2 separate regions of the Homo sapiens genome follow, and region 1 is linked to region 2. Evidence: chromatin loops called from intact Hi-C (ENCODE). Cell type or tissue: sigmoid colon. All regions are shown on one strand.

What was found. Peaks named below come from ENCODE experiments on the same cell type or tissue, not always from the same donor. Only the 100,000 strongest peaks of a DNase experiment are listed, where the experiment ranks them.
Region 1: it touches region 2 in a loop (3-fold over the local background); 12 of 110 quality-filtered maps call a loop at or near these places.

Annotation. Positions count from the first base shown.
Region 1 is chr2:173,221,771-173,229,770 of GRCh38, reverse strand. It overlaps MAP3K20 (mitogen-activated protein kinase kinase kinase 20), which reads right to left. Exons shown (of 20, transcript NM_016653.3): 12 at 38-82. The region is part of intron 2 of MAP3K20-AS1 (MAP3K20 antisense RNA 1); the gene reads left to right. Among named protein-coding and RNA genes, the nearest start is that of MAP3K20-AS1, 56 kb to the left of the region's middle. RefSeq lists an enhancer at 7,550-7,649. In sigmoid colon, no CTCF peak of the experiment used is centred here; no DNase peak of the experiment used is centred here; H3K27ac peaks cover 543 bases.
Region 2 is chr2:174,330,769-174,338,768 of GRCh38, reverse strand. SP9 (Sp9 transcription factor) reads right to left here and starts at 3,815. Exons shown (of 2, transcript NM_001145250.2): 1 at 3,656-3,815; 2 at 269-2,662. The coding sequence starts at 3,676. The coding sequence ends at 1,229. LOC102724194 (a long non-coding RNA gene) reads left to right here and starts at 3,793. Exons shown (of 3, transcript XR_427194.5): 1 at 3,793-5,029; 2 at 5,144-5,212; 3 at 5,709-5,775. RefSeq lists enhancers at 1-234, 6,383-7,454 and a silencer at 1,674-1,883. In sigmoid colon, no CTCF peak of the experiment used is centred here; no DNase peak of the experiment used is centred here; H3K4me3 peaks cover 1,592 bases; H3K27me3 peaks cover 8,000 bases.

The DNA.
Region 1 (8,000 bases), 1.1 Mb after region 2:
GCTCAAGTCAAATAAGGCATGAATACAAAGAGCTTACCACATCGTCTTCCGTCCATGCACCAATCTCAAAGGAAGGCAGCAGCTGCATGGGAAATATGCATGAAATGAAAAAAAAAAGTAATATTATCATTGTCTTTTTGGTTCATCCTCTTGTCTCACTCTTTCAGCTCTCAGCTGCTGCTCTGGCTTGGTTCCTCCTGCAGGTTGGGTTGAATGGAAAACAGTTTTCCTGACCTTAAGAGGCAGTTCTCAGTGCTCCAGTAATGTTCACCAATCTCTCAGTAACAATTCATGTACTTTGGGAGCTGTATCATATTCCTTTGTTGGTACCTGGTTTTTACATCCCACAATCAAGCCTCAGCAGTCAAGCAATTTCTGACATTTTCTCAGAGACCTAGAGTCTTCCTCAGAGTCTCAGCCAACATGAGGACTGTTGGATTATTAATGAAAATTCCAAAGCAACCACTTAGTAACCAGATCATGTATTATGCCTGTTCTCAAGGGGGAATTTCTAAGTGTTGAAAGATCTCATTTGCACAATATTTTAAAAACCAAATGTTAGCACTCACGGATGAAGAAGGACATGGGAAATTGGTACGGTCCTAAGAAACCCAGGCTGCAGAGTTGCTCTAACTAAAACAGATTAAAATACCTCCCTGTGAGGTTCACAAGTACAAATGAAGATGCCTCCAGAGGACTTCAGCCTGCACCATTTTCAGAGCCAAAGAACTACTTACTGTCTTCAATATATGCCCCATGGCCATCTAAATAATAAATGCTTACATAATTTTTAGAAGTCTGTGTGTCCTATAAGTCAAATTAGAGTTTGGTACAGCTATTAGCTTTAACTAGCCTAACTTGCCCCCCAAAAATGAATTGCTTATGAGATAATATGGCAAATTGTCACTCATCTTCTGTTACAAATATTTTCTTGTGAGTGAGTTTCAAAAAAAAGTTGAGTTTGGTTGCTTTTACTGTTAGTATAAAAATCATAGGGTAGGTGAGTTAACCTTTCTAACTTACAGGTATTTTGTACCCACATGCTCAAAATTCTGCTAGGAAAGGCACAGCCCCTGCCTTCAAGGAGCTTTCAATTTAACTGGGACTAATACAGTTATAAATTATACCTGGGGGATTCCAAGGTCACCTGAATCTCGGTTTACTTAATGCCTAACATAGTGCCTGGCATACGGTATCTGGTAAATTTTTGTTGAGTCATTTTAAAGAATGAATAAAATTAAAGGGTGCATTTACTGGAATGCTAAGTTCTCTGGTATAGAGTTCAATGTCTATGGGTATACCATAGACAGATGTATTCACAAAGGGATTCATAAAATAAGATGGGAGAATGGAGGGCAGCACGGCTTGAGCTGGGTCCTTCAGGGCAAGAAGAGAGGTGATTCCGGGTAAAGAGAAGCAACAAGGCAAAACCTGGCATGGCGGGAGAGGGAGGGACAGGAGGGAAGGATGGGAATGGAAGGCAGTGAGTTCATGTTGGAGGAAAAAGGGTAAATGAGGCAGACAGGGTGGGAAGGCAAGCGGAAAAACCCACTAGCTGAAATGGATATGAATGTTTAGGTTTGAGTATTTATAGACAAGTTGTCAGGACATAAAGTACACACTGAAATCGATCCTGTTCTGCGTATACTCTGCTACCTGCATGTGCTTCCCTTCCCTCCAGGGTTGCCCTTGCCTCCTCGGAAACACTTGAGGTGGGTAGGAGTCATCACACACATTCACTTGCTTTAATAATGGGGAAAGGAGAAAGATTTGAGGAACAGAATCTAAAGCTGAACTGGATCAAAGAAAAATAGGTGACAATTTTGTCTCTTCACAGGGCAGCTGGACACAGCTGCAGAATCATGCCATTCCCTTCTCCCATCACAGAAGCAAATGTGAAATACGAAACTTTTTTGGTTCGTTCAAGAAACAACAGTCTGAGTTACAGAAATATTTTCCTGCATCAAGGCTCACCTTTATAGAAACTGGGTTGGGGGGAGGGGATGTGTAGTGTTATTTTTATAAAATTCCTAAATGTTGTACTAAACAAAATTGAGAAAGAAGTATTTTTTTGAATAGAATAGAAGTTGTAAATGAAATAACTAATCACAACCAGAATCTTTGGTTTTAATGTTGAAAGGAGAGGGGGTTGGTTGCACACTGAGGATGGTTCTCCAATACGATGCCTAGGGAAAGGCACTGGCTTCAGCTGGACGCTCACTCCAGCAGGATTCTTTGCACAATGCTAGCAAAGATCAGTGAGAGGAAGGCTGGAGCCAGGCACTGCTTCATGACAGCTTGAATTTGGCAAGACGGGGGATAAGAGTTAATGATCTCCAGCCACAGAGTGGCTTACCATTTCCTTTATGTTTTCTGTACCTTGTTAACATATCAGTGTATCTGCTGTAGGATGAGTTCTAAGCCTTTCTTTCTTTAGGGAATAAAAAAAAAATCCACCCCATGACTGTCCCATCACTTTACAAATTTATTATTTACACTCCCACTGACTTTAGGAGAGAAAAGCTAACACTTGTTTGCATGCGTGTGACAACGATTCCTTCAAAGGATGTTGGGAATCCAATCTAACAGGGATCTTATATACACAGCAACACGTAACAAAGGGATTTACTGTCAAAACGTTTATTGCAAAATGGAGTCTTAGAACAAAGGAAAGCAAAGAAAAGTTCACATCAAAATGAAATGTATGACACCAACTTGGATTTCTGAATACACTGTGGACTTTGTGCTGGAATATCAAATTCCAACTATAAAATCAGTAACTGAAATAGTCTTACCACACAAGAGTAAAATTTAATCTTCCATACAAACATTATACAAGATATTTGGCATAGGACTTGCTCAGAATAACATTGCAATAGAATAATTGAGAAAAAGTTTTTGTTAAAAAAACAATAAAGTGATAATGCCATCTATTCAAAGCTCACACTCAAAGAATATAAATATTTTCTATTATTTAGTACAAAAATTTTAAGAGTGCAAAAGCAATATGTGCAGTGTATCATATCTGACATTAAAAGATATACTATTCTGCACACAATATAAAATAATTAATGTAGGTGCTTGGAACTCTAGTTTTGAAGTAAATAATCACATGCCAGAAAGCTCCTCACAGGCAACAGAGTGCAAACAAAGGTGGAGTCTGAGAAAACACGGCTAGTCTTCTAGATTTCCTGATGGATACTCATTTTTCATCATAGAAATGCTGTATCTAGAGCTGTCAGGCTATGCTACAATCGAGAGGAGAGAATAGATTTTTATGTCTGGCGATGCTTAACACTTAAACAGGAAAACAGTCTTACTCAAAAGCAGCAAAAGGTGCCTGATTATAGAAAATTTATGCTCTGTTATATATGTGGTATGATGAAACTCTGCTACTTTCAAAAGGCTGCAATAAGTCTAGTACAATAATTTTTTAAAGTATTAATATTTAACTCAGAATAAGTTTTAAAACTGTCTTTCATAAAACTCTTACCATTCCAATGAAAACTCTGAAAAATAAAGTTGTACGCACAGTAATTCTGGGAGGTCATTCTGGATCACTCCTAAACCCTCCCCCGACCCCTAATTCCTTGATTTTTAATGGGGATCAAGTTTGACTACCTTAGCTGGTGTTTAAAAGTCTAACAAATTCACTGCACGTTAAAAATCACTGGTTAAAAACCCACCCTCAACATTTCCAGAGCACCAAAAACAGTGAGCTGTAGGCTTTCAACGTCTTTTCACTGGTTATGTAAAATAGTAAAATGTAATTTTGCTTTCAAAAATGAGTAGAAAAAGGAGGCTTTAAATTAACCTATAGAACTGTAGCTATCTCAATGAGTTTTTTTTCTTTTTTTTTTTTAATTGTGGAATCAGTGTAATGGGAAAGTGACCTGCCCTGGTGCATTTGGCTGTTTCATCAAGTTGCCACCAGCATTTCTAAGGAGAAAGAAACCATTTTTAGGGAAATGGTGATTTAAGATAAAGCCACGAAACTCACAAAATTCAGGTCGTATGCTGCCGTAATTCTAAAAATACATTTTGTTTTGACTTGGGTAATTTTGTTCAGGAGAAAAATAATTAGAGACGAAACTCTAAAGCTTCTGGATTTGATAAGTTTGTCAGTGGGGAAGGGACAATGCTACCGGGTTGTTTTTTTTTGTTTTTTTTTTTTTTTGAGATGAAGTCTCACTCTGTCATCCAGGCTGGAGTGTAGTGGTGCAATCTCAGCTCACTGCAACCTCTGCCTCCCGGGTTCAAGTGATTCTCCTGCCTCAGCCTCCCTAGTAGCTGGGGTTACTGGCATGTGACACCACACCCAGCCAATTTTTGTATTTTTAGTAGCAACAGGGTTTCACCATGTTGGCCAGGCTGGTCTCGAACCCCTGACATCAGGTGATCCGCCCACCTTGGCCTCCCAAAGTGCTGGGATTACAGGCGTGAGCCACCGTGCCCTGCCCCTTTTGGATGGAAGACTTTACTGAGCACACTGTCCCTGGCATTCATAATGTTACTATTCCTGGCACTGGGCAGCAAATGCCACCCCAGTTGCTGTGACAACCAAAAATGTGCCCTAGCCCCAACACTCTCAAACACCATTCGGTGACAGCACCGCCCCAGTTGAGAATGACTAGGGAGGGTCTCATCAAATTCTACAAGATAACTTTATGAATTAAGAAAAAAAGATGAAAGGTGAGACATTTTCAGTTGCATGTCTCTGATAATTATTCCCACAACTGAGAGATTCAATTATCATTTTGAATGTTTACATTTCTCACTGTTTCTTTTAACCTCTAAATGTACATTTTTGTAAATCAAGTAGTTGGAACTAAATCCAACACTGATAATTGCCATTTCAAACACTGATCTGAAAAGTGAATTAGAAGCTGTACAATATCATCATTAGAAATTCTGCATATGGCTAATAAATATTCCTTTTAAAATTAATAGAGTCTAAAGTCTTCCAAATGATCTTTACAGATAGAGTGGGACACTATAGAATTCTGATTATATGATTTAGATTTTAGGGATGTTTTAACATTTTCAAACCACTAGAAGGACATTGGGAACAGAAAGTAATAGAGCCAACGTCACGTGGTAATGATCAATAGTCCAGTTCTACGAGGAGAACAATTTTAAGCTCTTCACTGAGGCCAATTCTGCTGTATTCTAATTCCTTTTAGGTTCTTGGTGGTAGAGTAATGAGCTATGACCATCTCTGGAATACTGGTGAGGAAAATGGCAGCAGTAAAGAAATGAGGAAAATATTACCTAATTAATGATAAAGTTAGGTCCAGTACAGAGTCCTGTTATTTTTCTCTTTGGCCCTATTTGGCTGCTTTTATTAATGCATCAGAACTTTATGTATAATCATATGGATTTATACATAAATTAAGAAAAAATGTCCATTTCATTCAGTTCATATGTTCTAAACGTATTGCTGATCATTCTTAAATGAGACTCCAGGTTTACATTCTTACATAAAGTGCAGGGATCCCGAAGTTAGCCCCAAAGATCCCCTTGCCTTTTTCAGACTTGCTCAAATGTTACCTTATCAGTGGGGCCTTTCCTGACCACACTTTAAAAACCTCAACACCCACCCATGGGCCTTGTCCTCCTTCCCGGCTTCATTTTTTGGCATATACTTATCAAATGTGAACATATGATGCATTTGCTTTATTTATCATCGATCTTCACTCACTGGCATGTAAGCTCTGTGAGTGCAAAGATTTTCATCTAGCTATCTTCCAGAACAGTGTCTGGCACAGAGAAGGAGCTCTATGAATATGTGTTGAATGAATGACTATCTTTGCCTTGTAAACCCCATGCTATTGGCTCTCTCTTCAGGTGGCTGACCACTGCACCCCAGGGCATGCTGGAAAGACAGGAGTCCCAAGCCCTCCCTTCTGCTCTACTCCAAGCTTTTCTTCTTGGGTGCATTGACTCAAGTCAGGTAGTACTTCTCTATGTCTGAGCACAGACAGGCTGTGTTCATGTATTTGTACATATGTGTGAATAGACAGAGAAACTAGTAGCATGGGTATGTGGGGGAATCCATCTTTTAGGGAGAGATTTATCTACTGTTTTTGTGTTTAGTCTCACCTCAGACCAGGTTAAGCTGGCCAGGGCTCATAGTTTTCAAAGAGCAACAGAAAAAATCTGTTTAGCTTACATTCTAAGCATGTTCTCTTTATCTTTCCTGAAAGCTATCCACTTTTAATTTCATCTCATACTACAGAGAAAATATTATTTGAAACTGATAGCTTTCCAGAAGGTTACTGAAATCACTTATTTTTCAGTGTCTTCACTGGCACCATTCATAGTAGCTAACATTAGCCACTTTCCGTGGGCCTGGTGCTGTGTTAAAGTGCTTTACATATATTATTTCTTTTAATCCGCACAATGATCCTTTCAAGTAGGTACTGTTATTATTCCCACGCTGAAGATCAGCAAACAGACGCACAAAGATAAAACAATTTTCCCAAGGTTGTCAAGCAACTGAGCCCAGGATTCTGAGTGACAGTCAGACTCTGATCCCTTTCTTCATCACTATGCCACCTAGACTGCTGTACACCTCACACCCAGAACTTTCTACTAGTTATTTCTCCCCAAATGAAGCTGGCACAGCATACTGATCATTATGTGGTATTTTTCACCTCTCAAGGGGCATTAGAAACACGTCACGCTTCAAATTCCAAGAGGCTTTTAATGATCAAATATAGTTAGAAATACTGTTAGATCATATCTATGATGATGTCCTTTCTTTAAACTTCCATAAAAAGACCCACCAAAAATATTTTGGTTTAACAGTCAAATAATGACACTCCTTTCTAATTTAGTTTGAAAAAAGTCTTAGTTCTTTTGCCTCATATATATAATTAAAAGTGTTTTATAATTTAAACAAGCTTTGACAAACAGGTGATAACATTCTGAGAATATCCTTGGCTAGCCAGGTTTTCAGAGCAGTGCCTGTATCTACTTCTAAAACACCAACATTATTAAGCAGGGTTAAAACAAAAAACAACCCTGGTAGGCTAAACTTGATATGGAAAGGACCTGTGCTTTTGCCTAAGTGAGGATAACTTATCTTTACTATTTCTTTTATAATATTTAATTTCCTCTTTAAAATAGCTGAGCATATGCTTAGAATCCTGGATTATTATGCCCCTCTAAAAAACAAACCACCACACATACCCCACTTGCTGGAAAATACAGGAGAGGCATGAACTCACCCCCCTGGAAGCATCCCCTTAAGACCACCTCTTTCTCTTTGTATAAAGCACAAGCACAGCCTTAAATGACAGTGTGTTGTTAAGAGGCTTCCATGGCCAGCAGTGGTATGAAAGTTTGCAACATCTGCTGTTGGTTTCAAATCAGGGTATTTTTCCTTCAAATACATTACTGAGAACACTGCTCAGGCTTTACTTTGAGCAGCTGTGCTCTTTAGTACTAAAAATTCTCAGCACTTAGGTATTTCTGAAGAGCATTTTGTTATAACCTTCTTAGATCATCTCAGTATTGTTGTTGGATTTTGTACTATCAATTCTTTCTTTTTTTTGTTTTTTGAGACAGGATCTTGTTCTCTTGCCCAGGCTAGAGTGCAGTGGTGCCATCATGGCTCACTGCAGCCCTGACTGATTGCTAGGTCTCAAGCAATCCTCCTGCCTTGGCCTCCCAAGTATCTGGGACTACAGGTGTGTGCTACCATGCCAGCTAGTTTTTTAATTATTAGTAGAGACGAGGTCTTACTAGGTTGCTCAGGCCAACCATTTCTGATATTACAGTGTATTGCTATAAGAAAAAAAAAGTATGTCACAGAATTACTACGTGTCAAAGAACAATTAGGAGTTAAGAGTGTTTGTTCAAAATGTAAGTTTTTAAAAATGATTTGAATAAAGGAAATAAAGTCAAATACAAACTAAAAAGTATTCATTAAAAGAAAAAGCCAGAATGTCACAACTTTAAAAGTCCTATATTGTATATAGGATCACAAATTTCTA
Region 2 (8,000 bases):
CTCCAGAGTTTTAAAATGTCACCTTTTGAGAGCCTTCACATTAAGTAATACAACTACACGTCCTTACAACCCAATTTAATTTATGTTGTTGATATACAAATAAATAATTTTGACTTCTCAAAAACGTATATGTAGTATGGCTTTTATAACCCACATAAACTTTACATTACCTACAACTAACATTAAGGGAATTTTTTCCCAACCGAAAAAAAAATCGACCCACGAAAAGGTTATTGAGGGGGAAACAGGATTTTTAAAAAAGGAAATGTATTGTTCAGAGTCCTTTAATAATACCAAAATGAAAATATGATGTCAAGATTTTCTTGATACAGATAAACGCATTTAATTTCTTTAGATGACCTTAACTTACGTGTTTGTGAGTGAAATGATAACTCAACATTTTAAATATCTTTTACATATATACTGACTTTCACAAAGTGCATCAGAAAATTAAAAAAAACTCCCTGAATTTCAGGGATTCACCCAAAAAAACTCTATTCGAATGAACATTTACAAGAAAATAAAAGAGAACACAATCTTTTGAACCCTATTTATACAGATGTTATGAAATACAGAGAAACTGTCGCTAGACTTCCAGTTTAATTTCTCACCTTAAGCCTTTTGATGCTTCCTTTTTTAGGAAAAAAGTCTCATTGTAAGTAGATATCAGGCAGGACTTGGAGCATTTTATATATAATATAATCCAAACAAAGGGTGTTTTTATCGGTCCCGTTTGTTTTCAAATGTTCTGACAGTCCTTTGCTGGGTGGTGGCTTGTTTTTGAGAAAAGGAAAGAGACGGGTGTTGGAGGGAGGTGGAGAGTGGGCAAAGAGGGAGCCTTTCTATGTATTGCTCTTCGCTCGAGAAGTTTGGGCGAGTGGTATGTGTGTGCGCGCGCGAGTGTGCGTGCTTGTGGTTGTAGGTCTCCGGTGTATGTGTACGTCTGGGAGTACAGTTTTTAAAGTGTTTGTGTCGGAGGATGGTTCGCTTTTGTTTCCGGACCACGCGTTCGATTCTTATCCGGGCGCGGAAGGCAGAGGGGAGCTCCTCGCACAGCGGGCGAACCGCAGCCCGGGAGCCCTGAGCGGCTCCACCTCGCGCCCAGCCCGGGCCCTGGGGGCGTCACTGAAGCCCCTGCCCTCCCGCCTCCCGCTCGCTCGCCCTCCGAACCTCTCGTTCGTTCTCGGTGTCTCTACTCGCTTGTGTGCTCGCGCCTCTCGCCCGGCCTCTAAGAGTCGTTGGGGCCAGACGCTGCTTCCTTGCCTCCCGCGGAGGCCGCCGCCGCCGCCGCCGCCGCTGCCGCCGCCGCCGCTGCCGCCGCCCGGGCGGCACTGACGCCGGAGTCATGCAGGATGAGGTCGGGGGATTCGGAACGGGGCGTCTCCAGGTTGCTGGCGTCCGTGTCACTGTCGCTGCCCTTTTTGCCCCCGCCGCCCCCGTTGTGCGTCTTAATGTGTTTGCTCAGGTGGTCGCTGCGCATGAAGCGCTTGTTGCACACCGGACAGGCGAAGCGCTTCTCGCCCGTGTGAGTCCGCAGATGCCGCTGCAGCTCGTCCGAGCGCGTGAAGCGCTTGCCGCAGAAGAGCCAGTTGCACACGAAGGGCCGCTCGCCCGTGTGCCAGCGCAGGTGCGCCTTCAGGTGCGACGTCTTCCCGTACACCTTGCCGCAGCCCGGAATGTGGCAGCTGTGCAGGCCCTTGCGCCGCAGGCTCGCCCCGGCCGGGCCCAGCCGCTCCGCCTCCTGGCAGTTGGGGCAGTCGCAGGTGGCGCGGCCCGAGTAGCGGCGGGCAGAGCGTGCCGAGCTCCCCCCGGCGGCGGCAGCCGCGGCGCCCGATATCATGGCGCTGGCGGCGGCGGCTGCCACGGCGGCGCTGGAGTCCGAATAGGAGGGCAACACCGGCTTGAAGCCGTCCTGGGCCAGCAGGTGCTGGCTGGTGGAGAGCAGGTGGGAGGCGGCGGCGGCGGAGGAGCCGAGGCCCGTGGAGCTGAAGGCGGAGTGCGTGAGCGAGCTGAAGTCGGGGTTGTAGGTGCCCAGCTGCGAGTGCAGCGAGGCCTGGGGGGCGCCCGAGTGCAGCGAGCTCTGGAGCCCCCCAGCGGGGTTCTGCACTTCCAGCCACGAGCCCGGGCTGCTGTGCACGTCCCACCACGACGACGCCGCGCCGTTGGTCACCTCGCCGGCCGCCAGCGTCGAATGGAAGCCCGACTTGTACCAGGACTCGTACGGGTGCGCCATGCCCACGCGCGGGTACAGCCCGTCGGCTGCCGTCGTGTGCACCTTGGAAATGAAGGCCGACTGGCCACCCGCCTCCTGCGGGGACACCCCGGCCGCTGCCGCCGCGGCAGCCGCCGAGTTGGAGAAGAGGCCGCCGTAGTCGCTGCTGAAGGCGGACGACGTGGGCGACGTGGAGGCCAGGCAGAAGGCGCTGTTGGCGGCGCCCGAGCCGCCCGCCAGGCCGCCCGAGCCACGGCCCCCGGTGGCCACCGCGAAGCCCGAGAGGCTGGAGCCGAGGTTGCAGCTGGACGAGGAGCGCTTCCAGGGGTGAAAGCCGCCTTTGGCGAAGGCGCTCGACTCTGGCAGCGTCGTCAGCGGGCTCGTGTTGCCGATCTTGTTGCAGGTCGCCGCCAGCATGGCCAACGGGGTCGTTCCGAAGCGCGGCTCTTCCTAGAGTGGGTGGGATGGGGGAGGGAGCAAGAAGGAGGAGGGCAAGAGGAAGTGGGGGAAGAAACAAAGTGCACCCGTGAGCAGCCTCGTCCCCTGCGGCTGCTCCCGGGGGGTCCTGGCTCCCCGCCTCGCGCCTCCTCCCCACGCGCCCGCGGAGGAGTCGCCGCACCGGGCGCGGAGCAGGGGCGATCACCCGGGCGAAGGTCCAGGCGCCGGAAAGTTGCACTTCGCTGAGGCTATAAATCAAAGATGCCTCCGTGTTCCCCGCTGCAACCCTGCCTACAACCGGACTTGGGTTGTCGCCGTAAACCGGCTCATCTCCCAGAAGACCCCAAGTCGCCCTTCGGGGTGAAGCGCGAAGGTAAACACAGAGACCAGAGACAACAAACACCGGGTGAGGGCGGAGGCGGCCGAAACAGCTGCCAGGGACGGGCGAAACTTGCAGCTCTCCCAGGGTGGCTACGACTTGACTTTTCTTTTTTAATAGAAAACGTTTGGTTTTAAAGTTTACATACACACAAAAACAGCGATTATGAAAACAATAATCCGAGGATAAGCGGCCAGAGACAGATTTCAAAGTCATGGGCGAATTGGGGAGCCGCGGAAATGTAAATGTTTATTAGCGTGACTAGATGGACTGCAAAACGATTAAGACTGTTTTCTGGAAACACCATTGTCGCATAATTGCAACAAAATCCCCAAAGCAATGCGGGGGATGGGGTATAAATCACGAGGGGAAGAAAAGAAACCTCTAGCTTTTTTTTGAAACCAAATGAAAAAGGACTTGATTAAGAAGGCCTTTTCTTGCAAAGGCATCTTTCTGGGTTCCAAAAACTTGGGGAAAAATCAGTCCCAGAAATGTGGAAAGTGCTAATAGAAGCTGAAGCTGCAGTCTAGCAGCAACAGTTTCTCCGGAGCCGCAGACCCCAGAAGCCATAACGAAAAATTACTCCGGTTAAAACAAGCAAATGCGTTGCCGCGCTTGCGACTTACCCCGAGTATAGACGTGGCCATAGCAGGTCTCTGGCTGCGCAGCGAGGCTGGGAGCGGGGCTGAGCCTGGCGGCTGCTCGGAAAAACTGCTTGGGTCCCGCGCGGCTCCCGCGTCCCCGCGCTCGTGCCGAGCGGACTCCAGGCTCCCGCCGGCTAAACTCAGCCTAAGTGCGAGGAGCACCCGCTTTGAAGTGCCGCTGGCTGCGCCTCTCGCCCAATGAGGGCGCAGGCAGAGCAGACCGGAGCTGCCCCGCAGCCAATCAGACGCTCCGAGGGGCCCGAGCCCGGGCTCCCGGCGCGTGCCAGTCAAGTCAGCTAGCTAGGGCCGCGGGGGTGGGGGGGAGTAGTGGGGGATACTTGCGGGGGGGGGGCGAGGGCGGGCTGGGGACTGAAGAAATTACAGTGCAATTAAAAATTTACACTCACGCACCAAGCCAGGTTTAAGTACCAATGAAACCGAGCCACAAGCACCCCCCCACACACAAACCACCCCGAGATGTTGCAAGTTAGGGCTGACAGTCCTACTCGACTCCCCACTTGTAGGAAAGGAGGCAGGAGGGGAGGAGACACCCAGACACAGCCCGCACCAGCAGGGCCCAAGTGGAGACGGAAATGTGAGCCCTCACTTTGTGTGTCCAGGCTTTTGCCTACAGAACACAACTTCAGCTTGTATCTATCATTCTTGCTTGTGATTTTTATCATTTTCGTGTGTCTTCTACCCAATTCCTTATTCCACTAGATTCAATTTCACTCTCACAGTTATACTGGGGAGGGGGCGCGAAGGGACAGCTCCTCCGAGAGGAGCGAAATAGGCCTCTCTGTACAGATCTACATCCACAGATTTGTTGGGAGGGCCTGGAGCCTGCTGCATCCCGCCATTTCCCCCCAGCGGTGTAAGTGACTTCCTAATTGTCGCTCTGGCCTCTGACCCGGGGGGTAATACAAGTGCCACTCACGCTAGAGGCTTCTGGTGGTAATTGAGGGCACCCTTTGTACGGTTTCGCCAGCGCTTAGATACCAGGTTAACCCAGTTGTCAAATATGACTAAACAGTGGGATGTGCTGATTATCTGCCGGGTTTTGCTGTGGGCTGGCATGGGGGTGGGAGGCATCAGCCCATACAACACGCTGCACGAAGCCGCTTATTTTCTCACTGTAACAACTTTGGAAACAGAGACCGGCGCGAGCGGCGTCCGCCCCCACCTCCACCTCCGCTGAAGCTGCAGCTTGCTCGGCTGTTTGTTTAACCCGGTGAAGATTTGCATGTCGCGTTTCATCCTGGAGTGGAGTTTTCTTGTCCCAGCTCCAACCCACTCCCATTCCAGACCACCAGGGCCTAGAGGCTCGTCCGTAGGGCAAGTGCGCTGTTTTAAGAGGTAGGCTCCCCATTAGTGCCCTGCTTTCACGGACGCGCCCGAGAAATCTCTCCAGGACTTTCACCCGGGAGGGCGGAGGACCAGGCCACACGTGGGCGCTTCCACATTTTGCAGGCTGGAAGCATCCTGAAGTCCTCCCTGGACCTTGTCAGTGTGAAAAGAGGCGTCCTCAAGCAGACCAGGGTGCGTCTTCGAGTCCCCCAGCAACCGCTGACCTGCTTGTTTTTCTCTTTCTGGGCCCCGCTTTCTCTTTCTTCTCCAGGGTAGCCAGAAGCTGTTTTTGAACCAGAAATACCAGCGCCCTCGGGCAGACCTGGGCACTGGTTTTAATATAGCACACTCCCCACTAAACCCACACCCTGCTTCTTAGGAAAAAAAAAAAATTAAACTACCAACCCCAAACCCTCGGGTGCAAACGACGAGTTGTCGCGGAGCCGGTGCAAGTGACAAGGATGTGGAACTGTGCCTCCCGTGTTTTCTCTCCTCTTTTGCAAGATCTCTTGACCCAAAAGTACGACCAGAGTGGCGCTGCTCTCGGCCCTGTGATGGAGCCTGGGTGCGTCTTGGCGCACTCCGTGGGTGGGGAGGGCTATGTGGGTCGCTTTCTTGGATTCATCTTAAAATACTTTGGCTCAGAATGGGTTTTTTTTATTTTATTTTTTTCTCTTTTTTGTTTAAGGTGGCGAAAGCACCAAGGAAATTATGACAGAGAAAGAGAAGGAACAGAGGAGAAGAGAAAGAGAAGGAACAGAGGAGAAGAGAACGAGAAGGCTCGTGTGGCTGTCAATGAAGTGCTGTGCCCTGGGAGACTGTAGTGGAAATGGGGGTGGGGAGGTGTGAAAAGTCCCTGAGGGACGCTGGGTGGAGGGCTGAGGAGAAATCAGGCCGCCTAGAAGAGCCGGAAAGCCCAGCAGGGGGACCCGGGGGCCGTTCCCAACAGGTGACTTCTGCCCTGGAAGAAGACACTGGTTCTCGGCTTCCCATAGAGTCTCCGCGTAGATTTACTAATAGAGGGATTGTTAAGTGGCAGCGAGGCGTTTCCTACTCACCCTGTGCAGCCGAGGAGGAGAAACGCAGAGGTTTCCCCAGTCCACCTCCTCCCCCACCCCCAACACACCCTCTCCTTAAGGAAACCTGACAAAGTAATAAATAAGACAATCCGAAAAGCCACTTAGCACTAGTGACATTTTCAAGCCAACCATTTAAAACAGTTCTCGCAGACACCTCGGGCTCCGGCGCCCTGCTCGCCTTCCTCTTCTCCTCCTCCCCTCGGATCCCCTCCCCTCCCCCTCCCGCCGTTTTCCCCGTAGTTCCAGCTGTCAGACTCTAGACGTGGGCACTCGCATATTCCTTTAGATACACGCGTCTGCATCACAATAAAAGTTAGGGAAATCTTCCAAACGAACGCAGGCAAACACCCGGGCCACTTCAACTCTAAGGTGGGGCCCCAAGGAAATCTTTCGGAGGAAGTCCAGATTTTTTTCGTCTGACAGATTTTTTTCATCCTCTAAAAAAATCTAGTTTTTAAACAAAGATCAATGTGTTATGCTAAAGTGTTGAGCTGACTGTTAAAACATTTGGGGAAATAATGACAATGTAACAAAGGCCTGGTTTGGAGTGAATCATCACCCTTTTAAAAGTTAAAGCAATTTTCAGGAGAATAGCTTTCAGCAAACGCTTTACATTATTCAAAACGGCCAAATAATGCTCTATTATAGCGCCTGAATGCTGCCAGTCAGCCCCTAAGTGCAATTTGTGCAAAGGCCCCGGTGCCTTATCTCCACTTCTTTATAAAGAGGTGAATATAAAACAATTTCTTCCAAACCCAGACAGAGAGCACGAAAATTGCTTCCCTTTCTGCAATCAGGGCAATTTAACTGGAGTGCAATTAGCACTATTAAATGTCGATTCTGCATAAACAAATCTGACTGAGCAGCGAAAGTGGGGTGAGAACCTCATATACACTGAAACTGATTTTTTAAAATTATGTATCCGGGTCCTTTACAATTGATCCGTGACGTTTTCATCTTGGAATATATTTACATCATAAATACACTATGGTTAAACCAACATAATTTTTTTGCAAAAAAATTCAATACGATTCCTAATAAAGAAGAATAGGGTAATTAAAGGGAAGAGTTCACTTCCTTTGAACAAATATTGTTTCTCCCATCTTGCCTCTCCCGGGAGCTTTGATCTGAGCAACTGCTCAAGTTGCTCTGTTTAGCAGGCAAAGCCAGGGAAACAATTCGGTCATTAGCGCTAATCGGAAGGATTGGACCTCCTTCACAGGTCCAATAGCCACAGATAAAATGCTTCTTCCTGATGTGCAGGAAGCGTAGTGGCGACTGGGAGGACCAGTTATTTTCTGAATAACTGGATATGTAGTAGCTGGTTAAATATTAGGTGGCTGCCCAGTCTCCCCGGAGCTTTGACCTAGCACAGAGTCTAGCAGCGGGTATACACCACTGGGGTGGGGTGAGGTTGGGGTGGGGTGAGGTGGAGTTAGGGGGACTCCGGAATAAGGTTGAAGGGGAGGCGTTAGGGGAGGAGGAACGGAAGGTGCTCGCCTTGGCCAGGCTGGCTGCAGTCAAAGTCTGGACCACCGGGACCAGGAGGCGGGGGTGGGGGTGAAGGGAGCCCAGCCTATAAAAAGCATTTATCTGACCTGTCCTCCCAACTGCCTTTATTTATTTGCAAAGCCACAGCGCTCCTTTTTAAATCATTTGTGCAATTAATTATGCTTTTCATTTGCATGATCTTCACTAGAGCAGTGATTATCAGGTCAGCACGGTGTGGGAGTTGCGGAGATACATTAATAACTTGAGTTAAAAAAAGAAAAAGCTGCCCTTGTGTACCAATGTTGCCTGCCATGAACAAGGGAGAAGGAAGCCCAGGAAGGTCCATAGTGCCTGTTGAGTCGGGTGAATCCTTTCCACGGTTGGTGTCTTGTCAGTGGTGGGTGAAAATG